Linked DNA regions of Homo sapiens: region 2 is linked to region 1. A link is a loop called in an ENCODE intact Hi-C map of the cell type or tissue named here. Cell type or tissue: gastrocnemius medialis. All regions are shown on one strand. Each heading gives the region's core, and the rest is flanking DNA. Links, peaks and the distances in the headings are about the cores only. Region 1 has its middle 37 kb from the start of LINC01344. Region 2 overlaps LINC01344 (long intergenic non-protein coding RNA 1344).

The links. Peaks named below come from ENCODE experiments on the same cell type or tissue, not always from the same donor. Only the 100,000 strongest peaks of a DNase experiment are listed, where the experiment ranks them.
Region 2: a loop joins it to region 1, with 6 times the contacts of the local background. A loop is called at or near these places in 3 of 110 quality-filtered maps.

The regions. Positions count from the first base shown.
Region 1 is chr1:182,346,739-182,355,296 of GRCh38, forward strand. No RefSeq gene overlaps it. Among named protein-coding and RNA genes, the nearest start is that of LINC01344, 37 kb to the left of the region's middle. In gastrocnemius medialis, for the core only: a CTCF peak has its summit at 4,468; DNase peaks (open chromatin) are centred at 1,813, 2,433, 2,663, 4,303 and 1 weaker place; H3K27ac peaks cover 6,642 bases.
Region 2 is chr1:182,232,755-182,241,870 of GRCh38, forward strand. All of the region lies in intron 2 of LINC01344 (long intergenic non-protein coding RNA 1344), which reads right to left. Among named protein-coding and RNA genes, the nearest start is that of LINC01344, 77 kb to the right of the region's middle. In gastrocnemius medialis, for the core only: no CTCF peak of the experiment used is centred there; DNase peaks (open chromatin) are centred at 3,023, 3,367 and 3,677; H3K27ac peaks cover 1,474 bases.

The sequences.
Region 1 (8,558 bases), core at 559-8,558:
CTGAGTAGCTAGGACTACAGGTGCACCAACATGCCCAGCTAATTTAAGACATTTTCTTAGTGTCTTTTACTTCATTTTGAAAAAAGAATACTATTATTTTGATCAGGTATTTTGGATATTTCTGTTTTTTTTTTTTCTTTTAGCATATCTTCCTGTCATGATTTCATGATCTGTGGGGACATTATTATTACTGTTTTCCTTATAAACATTCTGTTTGAATTTGAATTTGACACATTTCTGTTGCTCATTTTTATGGAAAGTAAATTTTCTAGAACTGCTAGAAGGAGCCTTGATTCAGTTAGCTTCTCTAATTTCACAGAGCTTCCTCCTGTATTATTTTTGGGTCATATTGAAAAAACAAAACCAAACAAAAGCCCATAGGCTTTTGTTTTCTGAGATTTCCGGGTTCTGTTCTCTTCCACCACTTTGCTCTGACCTTCTCTTTCCGTTTCTTTATTGTGCTGTCCTGTTTGTTCTTCACTCCACACCCAGCAGTTCCTCTTCACATAAGATGGTGTCCAGGATTCCTGCGATGGTCAGCTCCCCAGGTCCGGGTACTGCACTTCAGCCCCTACCTGCAGACCTTGCTGCAGGTCGTTGCACCACCTGCCAGTAGAGTGTGTTTCAAACTACCCTCCTGTGCTTTCCATACAATAACTATTGGCTATTTTGTGGCTCTCCTGTTCTCAGGCCCACCAAATACTCTGTCCCTTTCCTCTGCCTTGATGCTGATACCTGTCCAGGTCTGTGGCTATAAGTAATTTGTTTCTCTCCACTTCTATTTTGGGGTTCATAAGGATACTTCATCACCTAGTTTTGAGCTAAATGTTGTCCAAGGGTTTTCATTCTCATTCTATTTTTTATTTTTTAGGGGGATGGGAGCACACAGTGGTGCCTTCTTGAGTCACTGCATCCTTGACCTCCCAGGCTCAAGCAATCCTCCTGCCTCAACCTCCCAAGTAGTTGGGACTGCAGGCACATGCCATCACGCTTGGCTAATTTTTGTATTTTTTGTAGAGATGAGGCTTCACCATGTTTCCCAGGCTGGTCTCCAGATCCTGGGCTCAAATGATCCTTCTGCCACAGCCTCCCAAAGTACTGGGATTACAGGCATGAGCCATGGATCCCAGCTTTGGTTCTCATTCTATTTTCTGTTTTTATGTGAGGATTCAGAAATATCCAAAAACTAGGCTAACACTGCTGTTGCCATCTTTCCAGAGTGATTCTTTCCAAAAATGTCAGATCATGCTGCTTCTCTGTTCAAAAATCTTGAAGTGAATCCCCATTTCACTCAAAGTAGAGGCCAATGTCCTTACAAAGGACTTACAAAGCACCATAGGATCTGTTATTTCCTCAGTGCCCATCACCTCTCTGAAGCTTCTACTTTTCTCCTCTTTGCTTCCTCTGCTCTAGCTACACTGGCTTCTATGCTGTTCCTTGATGTAGCACACGTCTTCCCATCCCTGGGCCTTTGCTTTAGCAGTTTTCCCTACCCTGATCACTCTTCCCCCAGCTGTGAGCCTGGCTAAGTTAACCACTTCCTTCACGTCTTTGCAGCTCTCTAGGTCAATGACGTCCAGCCTGACCACCCCATCTAAAGCTACAGCCTCCCCATCCAGCACAGATTTCCTTTACTCTACTCTGCTTTCTCTTGTTTCCTTAACATTTAATGCCGTTTAACATATTAAACATTTTAGGCTGGGTGTGGTGGCTCATGCCTGTAATCCAAGAACTTTGGGATGCTGAGGCTGGTGGATCACTTGAGGTCAGGTGTTTGAGACCAGCCTGGCCAACATGGTGAAACCCTGTCTCTACTAAAAATACAAAAATTAGTCAGGTGCAGTGCCATGTGCCTGTAATCCCAGTTATTTGGGAGGTTGAGGCAAGAGAATCACTTGAACCCAGGAGGCAGAGGTTATGGTGAGCCGAGATCACACCACTGCACTCCAGCCTGGGCAACAGAGCGAGACTCTGTCTCGAATAAAAACCAAACAAACAAAATGTTACTGATTTATTATGTTCACTTTTAATTATCTGCCTTCTCCTTGCTAGAATGTAAAATCTTTGAAAACAGAAATGTCTGTTTTGTTCTCTTGTGTATATCAAGCACCTAGAAGAACCTCTGATAGGTACAATTGCTTAATAAATGCATGAATGAATAAAAGGAGCAGCCAAGGGTGCAGTGTGCTCTGAGCCAGCCGCTGGGGGCTCTTTCCATGCAGTGTCACTGTTTTCATCACCCTCTTTCTCCAGCCCCTCAGGATGCCATGGTTGGCAAGCCCATGGGTCTGAGTCAGTACAGAGCCAGGCAGGGTTTGTCCCTGGGCTTCATGGATTCTCGGAAGGCAAACAGTGTCAGAAACATTCTTTCTAGGACTCGTGAGTTCAGCCCAGGCCAGAAATAGCACCCAGCCATGTGCCTTCTAGTATTTCTGCACATCAGCTTCTCCTCCCACTGGAATGGCAAAGAGGAGCGTGGAAGGCTGAAAACAACTCCAGGCCTCAGGAAGAGCCTCAAAGATAGGGCAGAAGATGAGAATGCACTGCTTTGCATGTCAGTTTCCCTGCCTGGTGCCAGCCCAGGCCCAGCTGTGTGCTTACCTCATGGGAGGCCTGTAACCTGAGTCAATTTTGTCCTTGCCCCTTTGGAAGGCCTGCCTATTACTTACTTGGTGTTGCCAGTGAGGTCTCAGGGAACAGACGTCACATTGCCCATCTTCTAGCTGTTCTGGCATAACTAACCAAGACTGACTAAGCAAGCACAGGGCTCAACAGTTTTACCTTCTGAGCAAACCTAGTGAATCGCAGAGAGGCGGGCCCCCTTCTCCCCTTCCCTCAGGGCAAGGAAGGCTAAGGTGGAGGCTACTTTAAGAGGGGGCCTTGCACCAAACATTTTCTTCTAAACTCTAATGAGTCTTGGAAAATGCTCCCTGAGCTTGGATGCCCAAATAATCATTGTCCAGTCAGGAGGTTGAAAGCATATTGCCAGCCCCTTGCCCCTCCCCCCACCCAAAAAAAACAGGAAAAACTTGAGGGCTTTTCCAGCCCTGGACTTAAGGTGCTTATCTCTTTCCTTTGGTTCCTTTTTGTTTGGGTGGAAATTGCAAACAGCAACCAAGATTAGCTCCCATATTCTCCCAGGTTGTCACTGGGCAGGACTATGTCAGGGCTTTCTCCCCCACCACCCATTTCCAGGGTAGTCCAAGAAGCACATTTCAAAGCCCTTTCTTCTCTTCTTCCCACCTGTCCCCCTGCCCCTTATTGACATCTGGTGGATAGATATTCCTTAGCCAGTCAGAATGAGTGGGGTCCATGTTGATCAACTGAGAGTAAGCCAAGAATCCTCAAATCAGAGGAATCTAAACCTCCAGTCATTACTCAGGGTTTCCAGAGTTTTCCTGAACCTGGACCAATATCCAATGATCCCCATCACCACCAGTACCTGCTGGGGTCCCCCAATCCAGCTAAGAAAGGGACTGCTATGTACTAGACATGGTATATATTATATTTCATTTGCTCCATGTGAGCTCCTGAGATAAATACCACTGTACCCATTTTATAGGTGAGGAAACTGAATGCAGAGAGGTTGCATGGCTTATCCAAAGCTATCCAGCTTGGGTAAGGCCCCATCAATTTGTACTACCTTGTGAGGTCTCCCAGCCAGTTCAAAGGGTCTCAGCGGGCCGGGTGCAGTGGCTCATGCCTGTAATCCCCACACTTTGGAAGGCCGAGGCAGGCAGATTTTTTGAGGTCAGGAGTTCAAGACTAGCCTGGCCAACATGGCAAAACCCCGTCTCTACTAGAAATACAAAAATTAGCTGCGCATGGTGGCACGTGCCTGTAATCCCAGCTACTCTGGAGGCTGAGGTATGAGAATCACTTGAACCCGGGAGGCAGAGGTTGCAGTGAGCTGAGATCGTGCCACCGCCTTCCAGCCTGGGCAACAGAGTGAGACTCCATCTCAAAACAAAACAAACAAACAAAACCCAAAGTGTCTCAGAGGCATTCGCACTCTGGGCTTTTGAGAAACCATGAAAACAGGACTTCCAAATAGGGAGAACGTATATCCTGGTCTCGCCAGGAAAGTTCTAGTTGCAATCTGATATCCCAGTGTAATTATTGGTAGTGCCCTCTTCTCGAAATTGTCTTAGTCACTATCCAATATACACTGGGAGCAAAAGAGTGGGAAAAACTACACAATGAATTGCTCAAGTGGTCACTCAGAAGTCAGCATGAGAAAGTTCTGGTTAGAGCTGTGATGTTCTCCAGGCTTGCCCCACTCTACATTCTCCTGCTGGCCTTGCCTCAAATGTTCCCTTCCTTGCACAATCCCAGAGATATGACCTACTGAACAGGAGGAAATGAGGTTGGACCATGCCAGAGAGTTCTTACTACCCTAGGCGACCCTTCTAAGGGGTCCCTGAATCACCACAAACACACTAATTTTCCAGGTGTGTCCTTCCAACCCTAACAGGTAAAGCATTCTCTTCTGTACAGGAGAAATCTAAGCAACCACTAGGGGTTTGAATGTCTCTCAGGGAAGAAAATAAAAATGTCTTTGACCAAAGCTTTTACTCCATTCCACATTGGAGCTTCCCCTGAGACTACCCTGTGTGACATACTGGAATGACACAGTGGAAAGAGTAAATATTTAGAAATTAGAGATCTGATTTTATATTCTAGTTTGCTTATTATTTGGTGACTTTGGGTAAGTTACTCAACCTCTCTGAGCTTCAGCTTTCTAATTCATCTGAGAAGTGGGTATAACAATGCCTGCTTTGCAATGTAATTGCAAAATATTGGATAAGATTATGTTAAAGTGTCTGGCACATAAAAGTTACTTATTAATAGTGATGATGATGATGATCGTGATGATGAAATTTATCTTTCACTGAATGTAAGAAAGCAATGCTGATCTCTGGGCATGGAAGGAATATTCCAAAGACATGAACTCCAAAAGGAAGAAACAATAAATACTTCTAAAGCAGTCATAAGGTTTGAGAGGAGAAGGTTCAATGATTTAAACAATCCAAACTAAACGACATTTGTTTAGCAATTAGTATGTGCCAAGTGCCATCATAGGCACTGGAGATTCCAGGGATACATATAAAAAAGTTCATGACCATAAAGTGCTCACAGCCAAATGGAGGGGCCAGGTTAAAGGGGGACATGTGTCCCCACTTCAGCATGATGTCAGGCAGTGTTGAAACATTACCAGAAAGAAAGGATGAGACAGACTTGTTTTGCTTAGCCGGTTCAGGAACCTCATAGAAGAGCAGGCAAGTGAACTGGTCTTTGACAGCCAAGCAGGATTTCCAGGCATCTGACAGCATGTTTATGTTCTAGGCTGGGAAATTCTGTTCTATTCTTCCCTCTGAAAAGAAGAACAAGTTGTGTCTCAAGAAGGAGGACAGAGGACACTCTTTCATACTTCTCTTCCACTTTCTCATCCAAAGCCAGTAGCCAACTCTAAAACTGAATGCACATTCTGAGAAACACTGAAAAGGAAACAGAACTTTTGATGCAGAAATTAATCAAGACTTGGATATAAATTTGTCACATATAAAAAACTTTCAACTTCATCAAGTTAACTTTGAGACATTTAATGGAAAACAAGGCATTGATTCACAACATACATATATAAAATACGATTTATCAAAAGTAAAAAGACAAACAGTACTTGAGATATGTGACTGCGAAGAAATATCAACCAAAGTCACTGGCTGGAAAGATAAATTAACAAATTTATTCATTATCCTTTGGCTTCCACCTCTATTCTCAAATCTTCTTTAAACTAATAAGTTAGAGCTTCTTGGTTAGGTGAACAAGTACTTGGCTCTGGAACGGAAAATGAAACAGAAGCATACTTCAGTCTAATAGTTCTTTCTGTTTGGATATTAGCTAGTAGACTATGAGGTGTTTCTATTTTTCCTTCTTTTGCTCTAAGGCTGCAGCAGTATTTCTCAAGGTGGGGAGATTGCTTCCTAAAAAACACTTGGCAATGTCTGCAGACATATTTGATTATTAATATGGAAGTTGGGGAGGCCTGGAACAGTGGCTCACATCTGTAATTCTAACACTTTGGGAGGCTGAGGCAGAAGGACTGCTTGAGCCCAGGAGTTCCAGGCCAACCTGGGCAACAAAGTGAGACCCCATCTCTACAAACAATCAAAAAATTAGTCAGCCTTACCAAGCAGAGTCCCATATTTAGAATTAAACTTAAAATGAGAAAAAGAAAATGTAAAAAGGTAAATACATTTTTTAAAAATTAGCTGACTTGAGCCCAGGAATCCAAGACCAGCTGGGCAACATAGTGGGACCCTGTCTGTACAAAAAATAAAATAAAAAAAATAGCTGAGTGGGGTGGCATGCACCTGTGGTCCCAGCTACACAGGAAGCCAAGGCAGGGGGGATCACTTGAACCCAGGAGGTCAAGGCTGCAGTGAGTCGTGTCCGTGCCTTCATGTGGGGAGAGGAATGCTGTTGGCATCTAGTGGGTAAAGGCCAAGGATGCTGCTGAACATCCTACCATGCACAGGACAGCCCCAGAGCCAAAAGTTATTCCCCAGTATGCCAATAGTGCTGGGGCTGAAACCCACGGAGTGAAATCTGGGTAAGGTAAGAAAAATCTTGTAAAATGAAAACCAAGGATAGGATTCAGAAAATTAATGGCTTTCTTAATCATGAAAATGTGAGAATATTAATATAAGCAGGTATTTAAAATCAAGAAAGTATGTATTCAGGGAAACTTGAATCTATGCTCCCAGGAAAAAAACAATATTACAAAATAGATACATAAATAAAATCTACAGCAATTTGAGAAGACCCAAAGGAAAGAGGCCAGCACTGCTTCCCAGAGGGCAGCCTTCACAGTGCTGCTCAGCCCCTGCTTGCAGTGATTAGATTTAATGAACTCCAGATTAAAACCATGGGGCCTGGGCATGGTGGCTCATGCCTGTAATCCCAGCACTTTGGGAGGCCGAGGCTGGCTGAACATTTGAGGTCAGGAGTTCGAGACCAGCCTGGCCAACATAGTGAAACCCCATCTCTACTAAACAAACAAACAAACAAAAACCGAAAGTTAGCCAGACGTGGTGGTGGACGCCTGTAATCCCAGCTACTTGGGAGGCTGAGGCAAGATAATTGCTTGAACCTGGGAGGCGGAGGTTGCAGTGAGCAGAGATCGTTCCACTGCACTCCAGCCTGGGCTACAGAGTGAGACTTCATCTCACAAAAGATTTAAAAAATTAAAAATTAAAAAAAATTAAAACCATGGGTTGTTTTTCTGATTAATGGATTTATTTCTATAAAATATTTAAATAACAAAAAAAGTAACGTGTATGTATATGTATATTTACATCTTTATCTATATATACATATACCTATAGCAATTCCCACTTATCAAAATTTCCCACTTATCAAATTATACATATTATTCCCACTTACCAAATTGTATATTATATATATATATAATTTAATATATATTATTTTTAATATATATTAAAAATAATGGTGGGTGCAGTAGCTCATGCCTGTAATCCCAGCACTTTTGGAGGCTGAGGTAGACGGGTAGCCTGAGCTCAGTAATTCAAGCTAACAAAAAAATTAGCCAGGCATGGTGGCACATGTCTGTGGTCCCAGATACTTGGGAGGCTGAGGTGGGGGAATCGCTTAGGTCTGGGAGGTGGAGGTTGCAGTGAGCCTAGATCGCAATGCTGCACGCCAGACTGAGTGACAGAGACTCTGTCTCGAAAAAAAAAAAGAAGAAAATTTTTATGGAAATATTTATTGGTGAAATGATAAGCTGTCAGGAATTTCCTCTAATAGAGAAGCTCTCTGTGTTTTCATGTGGAAATATCTTTGAGATATAATGTGAATCGAAAGAACCAAGGGGTAGAACACAGGTGGGGCTCAGCAGGGCTCAGAGAGGAGAGAGAAAAATGTCTTTTCATATGTACCAGTACTTGAATAAATTCTCAAATAACATTCAAGAAATTGATTAAAGTGGTTACCTGGGACATGGATAAAGGAGTTGGGAACCAAAAGGATGAGGGGTAAGCATGGGAGTAAGACTTTTCAACATATACCTTTTCGTATTTTTAACCACGTGATTGTATGCGTATCCAAAAACCTCAAATAAGTAAAAGTGCATTACATAAAAAGCAATCTGTCCTTGGGCTGGGCACGGTGGCTCACACCTGTAATCCCAGCACTTTGGGAGGCCGAGGTGGGTGGATCACCTGAGGTCAGAAGTTCAAGACCAGCCTGGCCAACATGGTGAAACCCTGTCTTTACTAAAAATACAAATAATTAGCCAGCATGGTGGTGGGCGCCTGTAATCCCAACTACTCGAGAGGCTGAGACAGGAGAATCACTTGAACCTGGGAGGCAGAGTTGCAGTGAGCCGAGATCGCGCCACTGCACTCCAGTCTGGGCAACAAGAGTGAAACTTCATCTCAAAAAAAAAAGAAAGAAAAGAAAGAGGGAAAGGAAGGAAGGAAGAAGAAAGAAAAGAAAGAAAGAAAGAAAGAAAGAAAGAAAGAAAGAAAGAAAGAAAG
Region 2 (9,116 bases), core at 649-8,648, 110 kb before region 1:
TGTGGTATTTGAGGTCCTGTGTGTCCTGAAACTATTTTGAGGTGCACATATGTGGTGGTCTTTACCTTTCTGAAATCATTTAACAGTTGTCCTGGGACCAGAATCTTCTGCAATTCCTTGGCCCCATGCCCAGGGCTCTGCTAAGGGTCTGAACATGGGCATGGGGCTAAATGTGGAGAGAGGAGCCAGTTACCCAGGGGCTAGAAATTAGAAAATGTGCTCAAGGTTTAGGCTCCTTGTATTAGTCCGTTTTATAACTGCTATAAAGAGCTGTCCAAGACTGGGTAATTTATAAAGAAAAGAGGTTTAACAGACTCACAGTTCAGCATGGCTCGGGAGGCCTCACAGAAAACATGCAATCATAGCGGAAGACGAAGGAGAAGAAATGTACCTTCTTCACCAGACTGCAGAAAGGAGAGCAATGGAGGAAGATCCCCTTATAAAACCATCAGATCTCGTGAGAACTCACTCACTATCACGAGAACAACATGGGGGAAACCACCCATATGATTCAATTACCTCCACCTGGTCTCTCCCTTGACACCTGGGGATTATGGGAATTCTAATTCAAGCTGAGATTTGGGTGGGTACATAAAACCTAACCACATCACTCCTGATGGTCCAATTCATAAAATTTTACAAGACCATTACCTGGAAATTAGGGGGTGGTAGCAAACCCTGAAAATGAGGGAGCTGAGAGGCAAGAAATCAGAGGCCCTACATCTGGAACCACCTCCTCCACAGGACCCTGCTTCTACTTCCAGAGCTGATGCCACAGGTTGGGACTTCCTGCTCCAGGTTCCAGCCAGGGAAACAGAGCCAGCTCCTCACACATGCTTCAGGTAGGCAGAGGAAGAGCAAAAAAGAGACCCCCATACCTTTTATTCCAGCAGCTCTGGGGAAAGGTTTACTTTCAAGGAAAATAGGGAAATGCACTAATTCAGAGTCATCAATTAACTCCGTCACTTACAAGATGTGGGACTCTGGCTTCAACCTACTCCTCTGAAACAGGAATAGTGTGCCTATTCAAAATATCTTGCAGGCAGCAGATCAAACAATCGGTTGTATCTTTTTTTAAAAAATCAGTTGAGAGTTAAAAAACAAAACAACTAAAAATTGTTTTGTAAATTTCAAGCATACAAATGCAAAGGATATGTATTTCCTATAGCCTAGGATCTCCAGGTCCCTAATAAGGGAGGCCAGCTATGATTGTTTGCTGGGATGCATGTTTCATTTAGAGATGCAGCTGAATAAGTCTTGGTTTTTTTTTGGTTTGTTTGTTTGTTTGTTTTTTCAGTATTAAAAGACCTTTCAGGCCAGGCGTGGTGGCTCAAACCTGTAATCCCAGCACTTTGGGAGCCCGAGGCAGGTGGATCATGATGTCAGGGGTTCAAGACTAGCCTGGCCAAGATGGTGAAACCCCGTCTCTACTAAAAATACAGAAATTAGTTGGGCATGGTGGTGGGCGCCTGTAATCCCAGCAACTCGGGAGGCTGAGGCAGGCAATTGCTTGAACCCGGGAAGCAGAGGTTGCACTGAACCGAGATCGTGCCACTGCACTCCAGCCTGGGTGACAGAGCAAGACTCCTTCTCAAAACAAACAAACAAACAAACAAACAAACAAACAAAAAACCTTTCAGAAACACATTGGTACTCCTAAGCTTTTACATATGTTCATAAGCCTTTAAATTAGGGTGGAGGAAAAATTATCTCAATTCCTGAAAAGATAGACATTAAAAGGAACCACCAAATAAAGGCAAACCCATTTTCCAGGTGCTAGAAAAGGGTGAGGAGTGGTACAATCTATGCAAGGCCAGGTGTGTGAGAAAACCATGGTACCTGAAAGCCTGGGTAAAAGAGCTGAGAATAGGATACAAAGGGTTCAGCCCCCCAGGTAGCCAAATGCCGCTGCAGGCTAGGGCTCCCTCCCTCCCTCCCTCCCTCCCTGCTTCGCTTTCTCCCTCCCTCTCTCCTTTTTCCCTTTCTTTCTTCCTTCTGTGGAGTTCCTAAATCATGGTTTCTTGAGAAACAGGATATTGGAGCTTCAAGGCAGAGGTCCCCAACATCTTAAGGAGCCTGGAGGTCATGATTCCTTGCCAAGGTGGGAATCACACTCCATCTTGGACTTCCGAGGCTAGGCAGAGTTAGGCATTTTCTCATCTGGGCTCCATAGGCCTGGGCCCACAGTTTTTTTCAGCATCTCTCTCACTGCACTGTAGCCATTTATTCACCAGAATGCATCCTTCCTGACCTGCGAGCTCTTCCAGAGCATGAACAGAGGAGTATAATGGTTTGGCACCCCGCCTTTGGTGCCAGAGAAACCTAGGTTCACACTCTGATTAGACCCTTCAGGGGCTGTGTGATTTTTCTGGGAGAATGAAATTAGATACCATCTATAAAAATCTGGACTTATGGTATAACCAATATGTGGCAGCTGCTATTACTTTAACTTGTTCTTCTGTATACAAATAATAATAGCTTTATCTGTTAGGATTCAGTGCAGGAAACAGAAATTGCTTCACTTACATTGAGTAGGAAGGGATTTAGTCAAGGGATAATGTGCTTGCAAAACGGTTAGAAGGGCTGAAGGAGCAGGTTCTAGGCTGGGGCTCACAAAGCAGTATAGAAATTAACCACCACCTCTAGGGCACCTCTGGAGCTGTGCTGGAATCCAGAAGTGACTGCTGCCTCTGCTACAATTCCTGCCTCTCGATACCCAAGAAGCTGGAGAATGGACTCTGGAACTCTGATGCAGAAAAACCTCCTATTTCCCCAGCTTTGCTGGCCAGCAAAATGGCTACAAAGGGGTGCAGCTTCTGCTTTGCACATCTTGCACTGAGTGCCTCTACTTGGCAGAAGACAGCTTGCTTCTAGAACCCCGACTGCAAAGGAGCCTTGGAATCATGGTGCTCAGCTTTCCAACTTCACCCAGCAAGAGGCAGGAATGAAGGTTGAGTGACCATCCACACCACAGCTGGCACTTTCAGCTGTCATTGGCCTCACAGCACCACAGTTAGGTAAGTGCCCATTTCACAAATGAGGAAGCAGAGCCTTCAGGAAGTTACCTTGTCTGCCCCGGGTCACAGAGGAAGGGGTGAAGAAGCAATGTAAACAGGTTCTATCTTAATCAAAGTCTATGCCCTTAACTACCATTTTTTCTAATCCTCCCTGCATCTTGAATGCCTAACTCTGCATGTGGCCACACCTACTGAATGAATGTTAGAGTTCATTCATCATGAGTTTAAACAGAAAATTACACCAACTTAGAATGCTGTGGCCTAGAGAAAGTGTCTTTACCTCCTGAGTGCGACCCAAGTCAGGAGGCAGGAGGCTGACTGAGGGACACGGAGGAGGTATGCACACTCACAGCATGAGGCAGAGCTGTGTGCACACATCAAGCAAGGAAATGGGGCCGGAATATGGGGCAAAGGCCTACGGATTGAATGGTGGATTTGGATGTGGGCCACTTCTTCCAGCCCCTGAAAGAGGACCAGGCAATGTGGCTATGAATGGGCCTAATGAGAATTGATTGATTCGCTCGAGATGTTTTCTTTTTCTTCCTAAAATAGAAAATGACATACCCCATGATTCATGCACTCCGGTGCCCGTGATAATGGCCTCTTCAGTGCACTGACTCTGCTGATAACCACAGGCACTCATCCTCCGCAGAGGGGTTGTGTGCCACACCCTAGGCACATAGCAACCCTGCAGGCTGTCAGACACCTGCCGCAGAGAGTGCTTTCCACACGCTCTCTGGGACATGAGGCACAGTTCCCAGGAGTGCCTGAGAAATCTCAGTTGCCTGGCATAGATGCTAAGGCCTGAGAGAAGAGCCCAGAGTCTAGGCCTGAGGGGCTGCAGTCTGCACACAGGAGTTAACTCATACACATATACAACCCACAAAGCCACACACATACATAGCACAAATACACACACAGATAGACACAGCACACACAGACACATACATCACACACACACAGACACAAACATGCACACTACACACATGCACAGCCCACATAAACACCCACAGAGTTGCAAATATACACAGCACAAATACACACACAAATAGACCACACGCAGAGAGACACATCACACATACACACAGATACAAATATACACACCACACACAAACACAGAGAGACACACACACCACACATACAACACACACAAACATACACACTACACACATACACAACCCAATAAACACCCACAGAGCCACAAACATATGTAACACAAATACACAGAGAGACACACCATGCAAAGACCCAGAGAAACACCATATACCACACATATGCACACACAAACGTGCACACCCAACACATCACCACGTGCAACACATACACCATACACGGAAACACATGAAGACACTTACGTACACCACACACACATATACACACACAGACACAAACATACGCAGCGCACACACACCACACACATACGCAGGCTCATGCACATACTCTACAAAAAGTGCCTCACTACAGGACAGCCATATCCTAAAAGGCTTAAAATAATGGTTATATGGCCTACAAACGCAGAAGGTGTGTATACAAACCAGTAAAAGAAATGAAAGAAAGCATCAAAAATGGTAAATACACGAAGATAAAATCCCTGTTGAAATGCACGCATGATATTTATTGGGATTGGAGGACAATTCAGGCAACACAAATAATTGATATTTAGTAATCTTTGGATTGTTCCTTGTGAACTTATTCAGTTGAACAGCACATTTTTTCAAGTGGCTGCCCTTTAGCCCCTGTACACTCACTGTGTGGCCACTGACTTACACCCACTGGGCATCTGCCAAGTCCCTACCTCATCTCCCTCCCTTCCAAATGTACCTGTCTGGGGACAGCCCTGCAGAGCCCCTGCAGCGCCTGTTTGATGATAGAGCTTGCCACCCAGTCCCTCTCATTCTTCCAAGCTCCTTTCCTGCCCAAGTCAGGAAAGTCCCACAGTTCTTGTCTCATAGTACACACAGGGAAGTTCAGGGATTTGGTGCTAACTTTAGTTAGACCCCGGCTTCCCAGAGCCCTGATTTCTTCCAGGGCTATAGCAGTTTATCTCTGTGTGCCCAGGGGGTGCTCAGGCCCAGGAATTGTGAATATTAGATGTTCCCTTTAGTATTTCTAAGATCCTATAGGGAAGAGTGGGAAATTGAAGTTAAGGGACAACTAGCAGGTGAGAATGACAGCTGGGGATTATTGACCAAGAAGGAAAGGATGGGCTGGTTGTAAATATACCTTCAAGACCCATTATCTTACTGAACTTGAAAGCTAGAGGGGAATGTACAGAGACCATCAGCTATAACCCCTTCATCTTCCAGATGTAGAATCTGAGGCCAGAAGAGTGAAACAATATGTCTAAAGTCAAAACCAATTAATTAGAAGCGACTCTGTGATCGCAAATGTAGAATTCTTCCCTAATGGAGCACTGGTTACCATTTTCTATTTTCTGATTCTATGGTATTATTTCACCGACTTGATGTATGGACCAAGATATTATTCTGGATTTGAGATTTTATTAGAGAAGCTAACAAAGTAAACATACTTTATTTAGGACTTTCCATTTTATTAGATGAATATTATATTCCTCTTTTCCTAAAGCAGGAGATGCTTATGTTGGACAACCAACTTTTATATAATATAATATAGAATATATATAATTTTATATATAACATAATATAGAATATTATTATTTCATTTAACATTTAAATAGTCCTGCCAGGTGGATACTACACATTTTATAATCAAGAGAGGAACAGTAGTTCTGGGAACGTGATTAAAGATGAATGAAGATCAACCCACTCAAGTTGGTCTGGCTTCCATGTCATGGAATTTCTGCATTGCCACTCTGCTTTGCAAGCTTAGGAGACACCTGCTGTGGTTTGAATGTTCATCCCCTCAAAACTCTTGTTAGCCTGAGTAGAGGGCACCCTGCACTCACTCTCCTGCCACCACAGTTGGCAACTTTTAGGAGCATATTCTTGCTCTACTGTGGTTGATTTGTATTTTGTTTTTCCTTCTTTGTTTTTCCTTTCCTATAATATAATATAATATAATATAATATAATATAATATAATATAGAATATTATATAAAAGGCACAACACAAGTTGGTTGTCCAACACAAACATCTCCTGCTTTAAGAAAGTTCAAAATAGAAAAATAATAAAAGTATGATTGCCTCATTACAAAATATATTTTATAGTAGGGTTTTTGTTTTTTGAAAAGATGTTCCCACTACATATTTCAACTCTGAAGTTTTCAGGGATAACTCAAGAAAAAATGGTATAAGTCAAGAAAAATAATGAATGTATATGTACTTTTGGCAAACTAATAATTCACAGGTAAGTATGTGTTTTTACTAGATTTATAAAACAGTAAGAAACAGGAAAGATGTGTGGATTAGTAATGTGAAAACAGAGGTCTACTTTACATTTGCCATAATTCCAGGCTTACATGAATCCCTTAAACTTTGTAAGCCTCTATGTCCTCCTCCAGAAAATTTGTTATTTTCTGGGTTTTTTTGTTATTTTTTATTTTCTGTTATTTTCTGGAGGAGGACATTGACTGGGACCAAATGAGTTCTATGGGTTTGCTGTAATCTATTTTCTGTTGCTTATAACAGAATACCTGAAACTGGGTTATTTATAAAGAAAAGAGATTTATTTCTTATAATTCTGAAGGCTGAGAAGTCTAAGGGTATGGCTCAGGATTCCACAAGGGCCCTCTTGCTGGAGAGGATCCCTCTAAAGAGTCCCAGCCTGGTGTAGAGCATCACATGCTGAGGGGACTGAGTGTGCTTGCTCAGGTCTCTCTTTCTCCACTTTTTATTTTTTTAATTTTAAAGTTTTTATTTGTAGAGATGGGGTCTTTCTATGTTGCCCAGGCTGGTATCAACCTCCTGACCTCAAGCAATCCTCCCGCCTCAGTCCCCCAAAATGCTGAGATTACAAGAGTCAGCCACAGCACCTGGCCTATTTCTCCTCTTCTAAAGCCACTAGTGCCACTCCCATGATAACCCATTATTCCATTAATCCATACATGGATTAATTCATTCATGAGTGGAGAGCCATCATTACCCAATCACCTCTTAAAGGCTTCACCTCTCAATACTGCTAAATTGGGGACTAAGTTTCAACAGGAGTTTTGAGGGGATGAACATTCAAACCATAACAGGGGTCTCCTAAGCTTGCAAAGCAGAGTGGCACTGCAGAAATTCCACGACATGGAAGCCAGACCAACTTAAGTGGGTTGATCTTCATTCATTTTTAGTCACCTTCCCAGAACTACTGTTCCTCTCTTGATTATAAAATGTGTAGTATCCACCTGGCAGGACTATTTAAATGTTAAATGAAATAATGGCCACAAAGTGCCTAGCCATTGCCTGCCTCAACATTGATGTTCAGTAATTTTAGTTTCATATCCACCTCCAACTTTGCCATTCTACTCATTGATAAACATATCAAATGTATAAAGAACTCACAGCATCCATCTGACTCAGTGAGCCATTTGGAGATTCAGTAATGAAAGACAATGTCATCCTTCCACGACGTGCCTTTTGCTTTCAATGTGGGAGGGATGGAAGCTAGCCTGAGTGGAGGGCACCCTGCACTCACTCTCCTGCCACCACAGTTGGCAACTTTTAGGAGCATATTCTTGCCCTACTGGGGTTGATTTGTATTTTGTTTTCCCTTCTTTTCACTGAGTTTTGCCTACTTGCTTCTTACTGATGATTTCATTTCATTGAGATTCATATACACAAACACACGCACGCACACACACAACACATATATTTGTCTGCCTCTCCCTTCAGTCATGGATCATTTCCTGCTTAAATCATTTCCCCAGGCTCCCCTCTCCTTCATCTGGCTAACCCTTCAGCTTTCCTCATGGAAACTTTTCTGACCCTTCACCATTCTTCCTATTTGCTTTCATAGCACCCTATGTTCTTCCTTCCTAACACTTACCATGATCAAAATTGCATAATTTATTTGTGTCATATTAGTCTGACTCCCTTTCCAGGCTGCAGGCTCCAAGAAGACAGCAAGCTTGTCTATTTTGTTCACTGACCTGTCCCTAAGACTTGCAGTGCTTAGCATTTAGTAGGGGCTCCAGAAATATGTGTGGAGTGGATGGATGGGCAAATAAATGAAAGGTGAATGAATGAATAAGGCCCAGAAGCTGGCTTTCATCCATAAGAATGGGCTAGCTCTGCGGTGGCAGGTCTGCCCCTTTCCTCATTTCATATAGAGCTTCATCTTCACTCTTGCCATTGGCAGGATTCCTCCACAGCTTCTCCTACACTCTCTTAAAATGAAATTGATGAAATTGATTTACTAGTAACATGAACAGTTCAGCCAGAAAGTTTTCATAGATCATGATTCTACAGAAATGCAATCTTGCTCAAACTGTGGCTTAAACACACATCCATAATACCCTCTGTGTCTTCTAATAGGGTACCAGAATCTACTTTGGGATAGCCCACATGGTTATTAAGAGAAGTAGGATGGTTAAAGGATCTTACAAACAACAGGACCCATTTTAGATTCCACGGTGACAACTTTTCTAGCCCAACAGTTCACCACTAAAGATTCTGCATGCATCATTTGGGGTCCCTTACTTTTGCCTCTTGGATTTCCTACCCTCTTTGTGCCCCCAGTTAATCAAATGAGCAGGTGAGCAGGAAAGAGCTCCTTAAAAGTAAGGTGTGGGTTTAAATCAAATCAGTCTTTTTTCCTATTGACGACTGCCCACAGAGCATAAAGAGTACTTGAGACTTGGAGAGAAAAGTCAAGGAGGGAGCAGAAAGTGAGGCAGAACCATGGATTTTTTTCTCTTTATGTTTCTGTCCTTAATAAAATAGCAACACGAAGGCTTCTCAGATGATGAGTGGTTTTCCTCTTCCAGTCCAGTCTAAGAATCAGGTTGAACAACTGCAGGCAGCTATGTAAGAAATAGTTTCCAAAATAATTTTCCATAGCTCTGCTGTGTTTGGGTCAACCCTCAGGCTTCCTGACAATAGATTTGTTCTTGTTTCCTCCTGATACCTGGTGCAGTGCTTTGGTGATTGTGCTGAGAGGACATGAGTACCCGCCTCTCAAACTCCCAGAGGTAAA